Regions from separate parts of the Homo sapiens genome. Here region 1 is linked to region 2. Evidence: read pairs that join two places in POLR2A ChIA-PET (ENCODE). Cell type or tissue: endothelial cell of umbilical vein. All regions are shown on one strand. Each heading gives the region's core, and the rest is flanking DNA. Links, peaks and the distances in the headings are about the cores only. Region 1 holds the start of LOC124902725 (a long non-coding RNA gene). Region 2 overlaps PRCP (prolylcarboxypeptidase).

The links. Peaks named below come from ENCODE experiments on the same cell type or tissue, not always from the same donor. Only the 100,000 strongest peaks of a DNase experiment are listed, where the experiment ranks them.
Region 1: POLR2A ChIA-PET joins it to region 2 with 6 read pairs; 2 of 35 experiments call an interaction of 5 or more read pairs at or near these places.

What each region holds. Positions count from the first base shown.
Region 1 is chr11:83,112,060-83,117,446 of GRCh38, reverse strand. LOC124902725 (a long non-coding RNA gene) reads left to right here and starts at 183. Exons shown (of 2, transcript XR_007062802.1): 1 at 183-322. In endothelial cell of umbilical vein, for the core only: no CTCF peak of the experiment used is centred there; no DNase peak of the experiment used is centred there.
Region 2 is chr11:82,880,982-82,886,368 of GRCh38, reverse strand. The region is part of intron 1 of PRCP (prolylcarboxypeptidase); the gene reads left to right. Among named protein-coding and RNA genes, the nearest start is that of PRCP, 17 kb to the left of the region's middle. In endothelial cell of umbilical vein, for the core only: no CTCF peak of the experiment used is centred there; a DNase peak (open chromatin) is centred at 2,298; H3K27ac peaks cover 1,466 bases.

The DNA.
Region 1 (5,387 bases), core at 64-5,063, 230 kb before region 2:
ACAGAATCTCGCTGTCACCCAGGCTGGAGTGCAGTGGCGTGATCTCGGCTCACTGCAACCTCCGACTCCCGGGTTCAAGTGATTCTCCTGCCTCAGCCTTCTGAGTAGCTGGGATTACAGTCGTGTGCCACCACGCCCAGCTAGTTTTTGTATTTTTAGTAGAGACGGGGTTTTGCCATGTTGGCCAGGCTGGTGCTTTCATTAATTCTTGTTTATTTTTTATTATTTTTTTTTTCTGGTTAAAAATAGGTCTTGGTGACCTTTGGAAGTGACCTTGAAGGGGAAAAATTCGCTGAAGGGCTACGTATAGCCTGAACTGAAGGTGAGTAGGGCAGAGAGTGGGAAGATAATGAATATTTATTTATTTATGTATTTATTTTAAAATTCTGGCCTTTATCCAGATGAAGAATTAATATTTATTAAGCTCCTCTACATGCTTGTCATCTTAAGTATGTTATTCACTCATTTTGTTCAACAAGATTTATTGTTGCTGGAGGCTGGATGTGGTGGCTGATGTCTGTAAATCCAGCACTTTGGGAGACCAAGGTGGGAGGATCATTTGAGACCAGGACTTGAGACCAGCCAGGGCAAAAGAGTGAGACCCTATCTGTACCAAAAAAAAATTTTTTTTGAGACAGAGTCTCGCTCTGTTGCCCAGGCTGGAAGTGCAGTGGCATGATCTCTACTCACTGCAACCTCCGCCCCCGGTTCAAGCGATTCTCCTGCCTCAGCCTCCCAAGTGGCTGGGACTACAGGGGCGTGCCACCACACCTGGCTATTTTTTTGTACTTTTAGTAGTGGGATTTCACTATGTTGGCCAGACTGGTCCCAAACCCCTGACCTCAGGTGATCCACCCACCTTGGCCTCCCAAAGTGCCGGGATTATAGACATGAGCCACCATGCCCAGCCAAGAAATTTTTTAAAAAGTAATCGAGCATGGTGACACATGCCTGTAGTTACAGCTACTTGGGAGGCTGAGGTGGGGGGATGGCTTGAACCCAGGAGTTTGAGGCTACAGTAAGCCATGATTGTGCTACTATATCCCAGCCTGGGCAACAGAGCAAGACCCTATCTCTCAAAAAAAAAAAAAAAAAAAAAAGTTTATTGTCCCTGGAACTGTGCTGATGATGGCCTACCAAATTTTCACAAGAATATTGCAAAATGAGGACACAAAGCCTTTAAGAAATTAAGTAATTTGCCTAAGGTCATGTGACTGGTTGTTGACAGAAGCTAGTTTTAAACTCAGGTTAATCTGCTTTCTATCTGTGCTATTTCCATTACACCTTTCTGCTTTGTCCAAGTGATCCTAGGAAAGGAATTCGCCAGATTCTAAGTTGCTAAGCCCAAAGATTGAGTCTAAATTGATATACTCACCTCCCCACTGTTCTTCCATTGGCTGACTCATGCTTTCAGAGAAGCTGGGAAATTAGGGGAGACCAATAAAAGAGTGCCTTTCTTGCAGATTCAGGAAACTAAATGTTGCTTTAAGCACTGTTCTAGAAAATTCCCAGTAACTTTAGAGTGTCCTTTAAGAGCTCTTAATGCTCTGGAAAGTCTCTCAATACCGGTTTTCCAGAGGCTGGACGCTTTGCCGTTGAGTGTAGTGTTTGCAGCACATCGCAGAGGCAGGTCACTAGAGCTAGTGGGAACACATACATCACTGACATGTGATGGGAATCCTCCAGGGGGCAAACAGGCGGGGGCCAGCTTCTGCTCTGAGCAGTCTAAATGGAGCTAGAAACAAGAGCCATCTAGTAAAACATTTCACAGGATAAAGTGCAGAGTCTGTTTCACACTTAGCCCTGTCAGTTCTGTGGAGAGGCAAGTGTTTGTAGAAAGTTTTGAATTCTTCTCTCATGCCCTGGAAAACCAAACACCATCAAAGAAAACAGCCTGCTCCTGAATTCTGCGGCTGTAGTTTTTACACTCACCATCCTGTTTTTTCTTTCTTAAATTGCTTCGTGTGATGAGGACACAAATCAAAATAGTCTACCTTTTAGAAAAGATGGCAGATCGTGGCATTTACATCTCATAAGTATCTGATTGCTTAAAGAAAATCATCTAACTGTTCAAGTCAATAAACTTTTACTGAACACTTGTCGTGCGCTAGTCATTGTGATAGTGGCGATGATGAAGTGATGTATGGTTCTTCTTTTCAAGAAGCTTTCAGTCTAGTGGTGAAAGAGCACAGACATGAATGATACTTGGAATACAATGGGATCTCTTTTACAGCTGAGATACTTTCCAGGCAGGCTGCAGGGAGTTGGTGCCAGATAGTCCTGGATTCATAATCCCTATTGCTTCTAACAATAAAAGGATCTCAACCAGATACTCAATCTCATCCATCATCAATTTGCCTCTCTGTTAGAGATAAACAATGCCACCTCATAGGACTGTTTTGAGATGCAATAGACATCAGAATTGATATATGAGATTTACCAGACTCATATCATCAAGGTGATCTGCCATAACTTGCTTAACCATTGCTCTGTGCCTGATGAAAAAACTTTGCCAGAGTAGTCTCTCTACCACTCTGAATCCCTTGTCCCTTGCTCACCTCCTCAATGGCAACCACTCCCCTTAACCCCTGTATATCACTCCAGAGATATTTTAATATTTAATATATATGTATATATTTTTTAAAATTTTATAAAAATTATACTACATACACTGCTCTGCACTTCACTTTTAAACTTTATTTCAGAGATCTTTCCGTATCAGTACACGCACATCACTTTTTTTTTTTTTTGAGACAGTTTCCGTCTGATGCCCAGGCTGGAGTGCAGTGGCGTGATCTCGGCTCACTGCAATCTCCGTCATTTGGACTCAAGTGAGTCTTGTGCCTCAGACTCCTGAGTAGCTGGGATCACAGGTGTGCATCACCACATCCAGCTAATTTTTGTATTTTTAGTAGAGACAGGGTTTCACCATATTGCCCAGGCTGTTCTTGGAACTCCTGGCTTCAAGTGATCTGCCTGCCTCGGCCTCCCAAAGTGCTGGGATTACAGATGTGAACCAGTGCACCCAGCCTGCATTATTCTTTTTAATGGCTCCGTAGGATTACATTTTATGGATACACTGCAGTTTACATAACCATTACCCTGTTGATAGACATTTTGGCTATTTCCCATCTTTTGGGATGCTTATGTTATGATACTGCAATGAATATTCTTTGTATATATCTTTGCATGTGTATTTCTGTAGGATAAATTAAAAATGTTGGGTCAAACTTTTGGTCATTCTTGATAAATATTAAGAAATTATTCTCTAGGCCAAACGTGGTGGCTCATGCCTATAATCCCAGCACTTTGGGAGGCTGAAGCGAGGGCAGATGGCTTGAGGCCAGGGGTTTGAGACCAGTCTGGCCAACATGGCAAAACCTTGTCTCTACTAAAAATACAAAAATTAGCCAGGCGTGGTGGTATACACATGTGATTCCAGCTATTCGGGAGGCTGAAGCACAAGAATTGCTTGAAACTGGGAGGCAGAGGTTGCCGTGAGGTGAGATCAGGCCATTGCACTATAGCCTGGGTGACAGAGTGAGACCCTGTCTCAAAAAAAAAAAAAAAAAAATCTGTTATCTAAAATGATGGTTCCAATTTGTCCTCCTATAAACTTTGAGAATGTTTCCCCACATCCTGGCCAAAATAATTTATGGTCAAACTTGTTGATGTTTGCCAAACTGATGAAAGCTAATATCTTAGTTTTAATTTGCACATCCCTTATTTTAAGTGAACATCTTTTTCATGTGTTTTAAAGTCAGTTATAGACTGGGCACGGTGGCACACGCCTGTAATCCCAGCACTTTGGGAAAGCAAGGTGGGTGGATCACCTAAGGTCAGGAGTTCAAAACCAGCCTGGCCAACATGGTGAAACCCCGTCTCTACTAAAAAATATAAAAATTAGCCAGGCGTGGTGGCACACACCTGTAATCCCAGCTGCTTGGGAAGCTGAGGCACGAGAATCTCTTAAACCCAGGAGGTGGAGGCTGCAGCGAGCCAATATTGTGCCACTGCACTCCAGCCTGGGTGACAGTGCAAGACTTCGTCTCAAATAAAATAAAAAGTTAGTTATAGATCTTTTGTTCAGAAAGTTTGCTATAACCTAATCCAATCACAGAAAACGTCAGAAGCTGATAGAATGGGGTGGTAAACATGGAACATGCTGTTTGACTATGGAGATGCAAGATGAAGGAGACAAGATCCCTGCAATATAAAGATTGGTCATTAAAATTATTTAGGCAAGAAATGTTGACTCATAATCAGAACTGTGTTTTGAGAAGCTCTGGACAGTGTGGAAGATGGAATGGAAGTGGCAAGACTAGAGGGAGTGAAAAAAATTAGTTAAAAGGTCGTTGCAATCCTGAACTGAGAATTCAGGAAAGAATGAAAATTATGAAACCAATTGGAAAAGCATTGCAGAAGCCAAATCAAAAGAACTTGATGACACAATAAATGTCGGGTAAGGAGAGAGAGAAATTACTTAGGCAAATGAATGGCTTAAAAAGAAAGGGAATACATGGTAGGGAATTTGCTCTCTGACATTACTAAACACCTACTAAGTAAGGGTTTATGTTAGTTATATATACATTTATGTATATGGAAATCAAATGAGTGAAAATAAACACATTGCATTTATCCAATTTCACAGCATCTTTATTAGGGAAATATTATAATCTATTTAAGTATGAAAAAATTAGAAAAGTAACATGTGCAAGATAAAAAAAACTATTAGATTTCTCCAAAACATTCATATCAGAATGCAAAGTCAGACATCTCTGATAGGATAACCAATGATTTTTATTTTATTTTATTTTATTTTATTTTAGAGGCAGGGTCTCACTATGTTGCCCAGGCTGGTCTTGAATTCCTGGGCTCAAGTGATCCTCTCACCTCAGCCTCCTAAAGTGCTGAGATAATAGGTATGAGCCACCACACCTGGCCACCAATGCTGTTTATACTAGTTCAAATTACCTAGATTTAAAGAAAACATTCAGGGAGAAAAATTATCTTACATCATGCAGGATGCAAAATGCCCACAACACTTGCACCAGGAATTATTCCCCGAGCTATCAGATCATCAGTTTAATTTAAACATGGCAATTCTCAGAGGAACCCATTATAACTCACAGCTGTCTCTAATTCTGAATTGACCAGGGTTACCCCCTTTATAGAAAAATCACTCTTCTCCCCTTGTCATTTTTCTGCAACTCATTTGGGAAAACACATCAAATTGTATTAAGACTTTTGATACTGTAAATTTAGTCCTATTCAAATGCTGCATTAAAATGCCTTATCAAGAAGATAATATCTTCATTAAATATATTGATGGTTAACTAGGATGAGGATTTTGAACACATGATTAACATAACTATTAATACTTTGGA
Region 2 (5,387 bases), core at 277-5,276:
AGGCTGCAGAGAGCTATGATTGAACCACTGTACTCCAGCATGGGCGACAGAATGACACCCTGTCAAAAAATTTAAGAATTAAAAAAATTCAGGAAGTTCATGGCTGATTTAGAGATATTAACCCATATTAGACAGTAATAAAGTTGAAGAATAAGCAGAATTTTAGTTCTCCTAACACCAGGTTGGGTAATTTTGGACAGCAAAAATATAATGGAGATTTCAATTATACAGAACTTTCTTCTGACTTTGACTTTGTGTTACAGAAAGAAGAGATTTAAATTAATGGGAACTATGTTAGCATCAGAAGGGGACTATGAAAACTTCTAAAATAACTCTATGAGTTATTTTGGATAGCTCTATATATTCATTGAGTGAAGGATGTTAAGAGACCTCCATTGACTATCACAAAAAGGTCCTATCCAAGGGAATAAAGGAAGATACATCTTTGGTGAGGCAGGAGTGAAGTCACTACTATAGAACTTTCTCTCCTGAAGCTTGGTGCTCAGTCCATGAGCAAATTATCCATTTTAAGCTTTCCCAACAACTTGAGTATAAAATTTGGCTTGGAATAAGTTATAGAGTTTGTGTAAAAGTCTCTAATCCATGCTGCATGGACTGGTCACTGCCATGTATTCATCTTTCACTCTTGGAAGAGTGAAAGGTCCTTGCATGTCCCTATCTTGCATTCTGCTTTTGAAAGTCTACCAGCTCTTAGACTAGGGAGTCAAATCTGATGAACTATACCTAAGTATTTTGTTTTCTTTAAAAGCCTGGAGACTGGTCTTATTTTTAACATGTTGTTTAGAATAAAAATGCGTTCTTCTATTTAATAAAGTGTATAATTTAAAAGGATATTAGACTGAAAATTTAAGCTAGTCTCCTTAACCACATTTATGAGAAGCCTGGCTGTTTGGACCATGATTGTAGTTGTATTATTCTGCCATCTAAGGGGAAATAAATAGTCCCTTGAGATGTGGGTTTATAATCTTCAGTATGTGGAACAATGAAAGTGATGTCACAGGTTATTTAAAAAATAAAATATCCAAAGCACTCATGTTATATTTCTGCAATATGTACCATTCCTCATAGCTCAGTTATTTATACAATGAGGAATGTATATTAAATATATATTACACATGTCACAGCATTGGTGACTATAACTGAACAGAAAGGAAAAAGAAAAACATGTCATATACCAGGCCACATCATATTTGGTGTATAAGAGGTTCTTACTGTCACGAAGACACTACCCTGTTTCTGTTATCTGTTCCAAGATAGCTGCCATTAAAAAAGTAATTTTACTTTGCAAGTCATGGTTTCTTAAGTGACCACTCAGAACAAATTGCTGAAGTTTTATATCATATTTTTTCTTTCACATGACAATATTGAGCACTGATGGCATATATTGTTTGAGCTGGGAGGTGTGTGCTAGTAAAACCTTTCAAAATATATTAGTAATAAATCAAGCCTTTACTTCCTGCAGGCCCTTGCTGCTGGGCAGTTGCACATATGTATTATCCAACTAAATCATTACAAGACTCCTCTGGTAGGTGTTATTTTTTTCATTCTGCATTTGAGAAAACAAGCTGAAAGCCATGAACTTGGTTAAGTAGCTAATAAATGGCCAAGATGGCACTGAAAGTCAGGTCTGTCTGCAAATTCTCTTCTTTTTCCACTACATCAGAACATTTGTGGTCTTCAGAAGGAGGGAAAAAAGGGTGTTAAAAGGTGCCTTGGTACAGATTAAATTTTATTAGTGCAAAAGTATGTGTGTTTATATGTTTAAGACTTGACACAACTGGATTTTTTGTAGTTGTTGAGACAGGGTCTCACTCCCAGGTGGGAGTGCACTGGTGTGATCATGGCTCACTGCAGCCTCGACATCCCGGGCTCAATCAGTTCTCCCATCTCAGCTTCCTGAGGAGCTTGACTACAGGTATGACCATTATGCCTGGCTAATTTTTGTATTTTTTTGTAGAGATGGGGTTTCTACAGGTTGCCCAGGTTGGTCTCGAATTCCTGGGCTCAAGTGATCCTCCTACTCAGCCTCCCAAAGTTCTGGGATTACAGGCCTGAACCACTGTGCCCAGCACAAATGATATTTTTGATAAGTTTTCCTGATGGCATATGACCAGCATGTTTGGCCAGCATCATTGTGATTGAATAATCTAATTTAAACCAGGAACTACAACCCAAACAATGGCTGTGATTCAGCAGATAGGAAAGTAAGGAAGTACTTGTTATCATTTGTCAGTGAATTTATATTTTTATGCAGCTTGAACTGTGGGTCACACTGCAGACACTGTCCTTTAAAACTGTCGGAAATCTCTGCCTCTTCCTGAGCACTGATGGCCTCTTCCTTTGAGGGAGCAGCTCATACAACAATTTTGGAAAGCAGCGGTGATGACTCTCTTCTCCTTGGCGTTGAGTGTTTCCTTCCTCTTGAACAATTGGCTCTAGATGACAGTGACCAGTGCAGACTAAAACAGGCTGTGGTTTGCCTTTTTATGTAGTCTAATTTCTAAAAAAACAACAACCCTTTAAAAGAGATGGGAATTTACACTTACCAACCACCCTTCTGTGATTTCATTAAGCAACCTTGGGTCACACTCATCTGTGCATCTGAGAGGCCTGCAGCAGCACCAAGTCTCATCTTTGCTTACACACATCTAACAAGTGCAGTCAACACTAATTGATGTTGTGAATTTATTTTTACGTGCTTTATTTTTAAATTCCAAACTGACTGACCCCTGCCTTCCGGGATATCTTGAATGCCCATCCCTTGCTTAGCTAGTGTAGGCTTAGACAATGCAAATATATTTTAGGATCAACCTTTAAAAACATAATCAGAGAAATAAATCTGCCAGAAAAACTCTAATATTTATTATTTATTGTTATTTATTATTGACACTGTGTGCCAGACATTACACATTTTTCATTTCATTATTTTGTACACAGTATATTGGGTTGTGGCTTACATAGTGCTGCTGTCTATCAGCTTGGAATGGTTTGTCTTCCTCCTTTCTCTCCCTAGCAAACTCCTGTTCATCTTTCACTGCTCAGGTCTTGTATCACCTCTTGTTAGGAACTGCTTTGCCTCCCTGCCATGGGCTGGGTAACTGACTACTATCCTCTTTGTGCCTCTTATTGCACTTTATAGCTACTTCGATGCTGCTACTCTGGATCGCATTGCTTTATTTATTTATATGTTGGTATCCTGTTAGACTGTGAGCAGCCTGAGTGCTAGGACTCCACCCATCAGTGTATCTCAGTGTGTGCCTTCATCAGCTCTTCAGACAAATAACTGGCTCAAGCTGAAGTTATTCTTCTACCATTAGTACTTGGTTTTGTCAACAGTCTGCCAGTATTGTACTACCAATATGGCATAGACACTGGCCAGTGGGAACAGAAGCTAGTCATGGAGTTGAGGCCTTTTGAAGTATCATCGTTCTTTAGGTCTGGAGATCTAAAAAAGGGTCTGTGGCAGTAGGGCTGTGTGTGTGTGTGTGTGTGTTGCACAGGTAGTTTTTCTCCAACTCATATGGAAATATTTCAGTATTTTAAGAACTGGCTCGGCCGGGCGCGGTGGCTCACGCCTGTAATCCCAGCACTTTGGGAGGCCGAGGCGGGCGGATCACGAGGTCAGGAGATCGAGACCATCCCGGCTAAAACGGTGAAACCCCGTCTCTACTAAAAATACAAAAAATTAGCCGGGCGTAGTGGCGGGCGCCTGTAGTCCCAGCTACTTGGGAGGCTGAGGCAGGAGAATGGCGTGAACCCGGGAGGCGGAGCTTGCAGTGAGCCGAGATTGCGCCACTGCACTCCAGCCTGGGCGACAGAGCGAGACTCCGTCTCAAAAAAAAAAAAAAAAAAAGAACTGGCTCAGTATCAGCTTTGGTCCTCCCAGGTAGTGAGTGCCTACAGAATGGGATTCTGTCTGTACTGCTTAGTGTCCCTAATATGGATATCTCAGCACAACTCAGGTGTCCAAAACAGGTTTAACTTCTATAGCAAATGTTAATGTTATTACATAACACTTCTTTTTAAAACTTCTCTGAATTTTTCACATTACTATGAATACTACTGCAGTTGACCCTAGAACAACATGGGTTTGAACTGCACGTGTCCACTTATAAACGTTTTTTTTCAATACATCTCTTCTGTCTCCCCTTTCACCTCCTCCACTTCTTCTGCCTCTGCCACCCCTGAGACAGCAAGACCAACCCCTCCTCTTTCTCCTCCTCCTGTTCAGCCTTCTCAAAGTGAAGATGAGGATAAAGACCTTTGTGATGATCCACTTTCACTTAATGAATAATAAATATATTTTCTCTTCCTTAAGATTTACTTAATAACATTTTTACCTAGCTTATTTTATTGTAGGAGTACAGAATATAATACATATACAAAATATGTGTTAATTGACTTTATGTTATCAGTAAGGCTTCTGGTCAATAGTATGTTCTATTAAGTTTTTGGGAGTCAAAGGTTATAGGCAGATTTTTGACCATTTGTGGGTTGTGGAGGGTGGGTTGGTGCCCCTAATCACCCTGTTGTTCAAGGGTCAGTTGCACTCTCCTGTTCACATGGGATAGAAAACTTTGGAATTTTCTGATTCTCTCACCTTCACATCCAAACCAAAATCCAGTCAATCACCAAGACATTTCCAAGATTCCATCCTCGTTTCTGCCCCTTCTTTGCTTTCCCAGGGTTACCAGTTTGTACCATATAATTCCAGGCTAACTTATTATAATACCCCCTTCAGTCCCTCTGTTCTTTTAGATTCAGCCCAGGCCAGCTGGCACCATGTTTTTTTTCTCCTCTCCTTTTGTCCAATCCAGGCTTTATAGGGCCCTGCTTAAACCCCACATCTTCAGAGAAACCTTCCCCGCTGACTCAGCCCAGCGGGGGCTGTCCTACCCCCAGGTGCCCTAGTCCTTACTGTCTGTAGCATTTGGATGTTACCTGTGCTCTACTTTGTGAGGCTGCCTGAACTGTAATTACATCTTCAGATGACGTTGAACGGGTGGTTGTCCCTCAAGTAGAGAGCACACACAGCCATTAAGTGAGAATTAATACACTCACCGGGGCATAATGGTTCAGGTCACTTAGATTTTTAAGATTTCTTAATAGAAATAATTTCAAATTCTGTAACTTGGTTGCTGAATAGCATGAAATTTTGTTAAAGAAAAACACTATGACCCACTAAATGAATTCCTAACCTACAAATGGATCACAACCTCCATTTTATATAACCCTGATCTAGACCACAAAGGCCTTAAAAAGAAGAATGTTTCTCTCATAATGGAAAGGTAAGACCTGGAAGCAAAAGCCTTTACTATGAGTATAAAGTGTTGCAAGAGAGGCATAAAGCATGCAAGTCTAGAAGA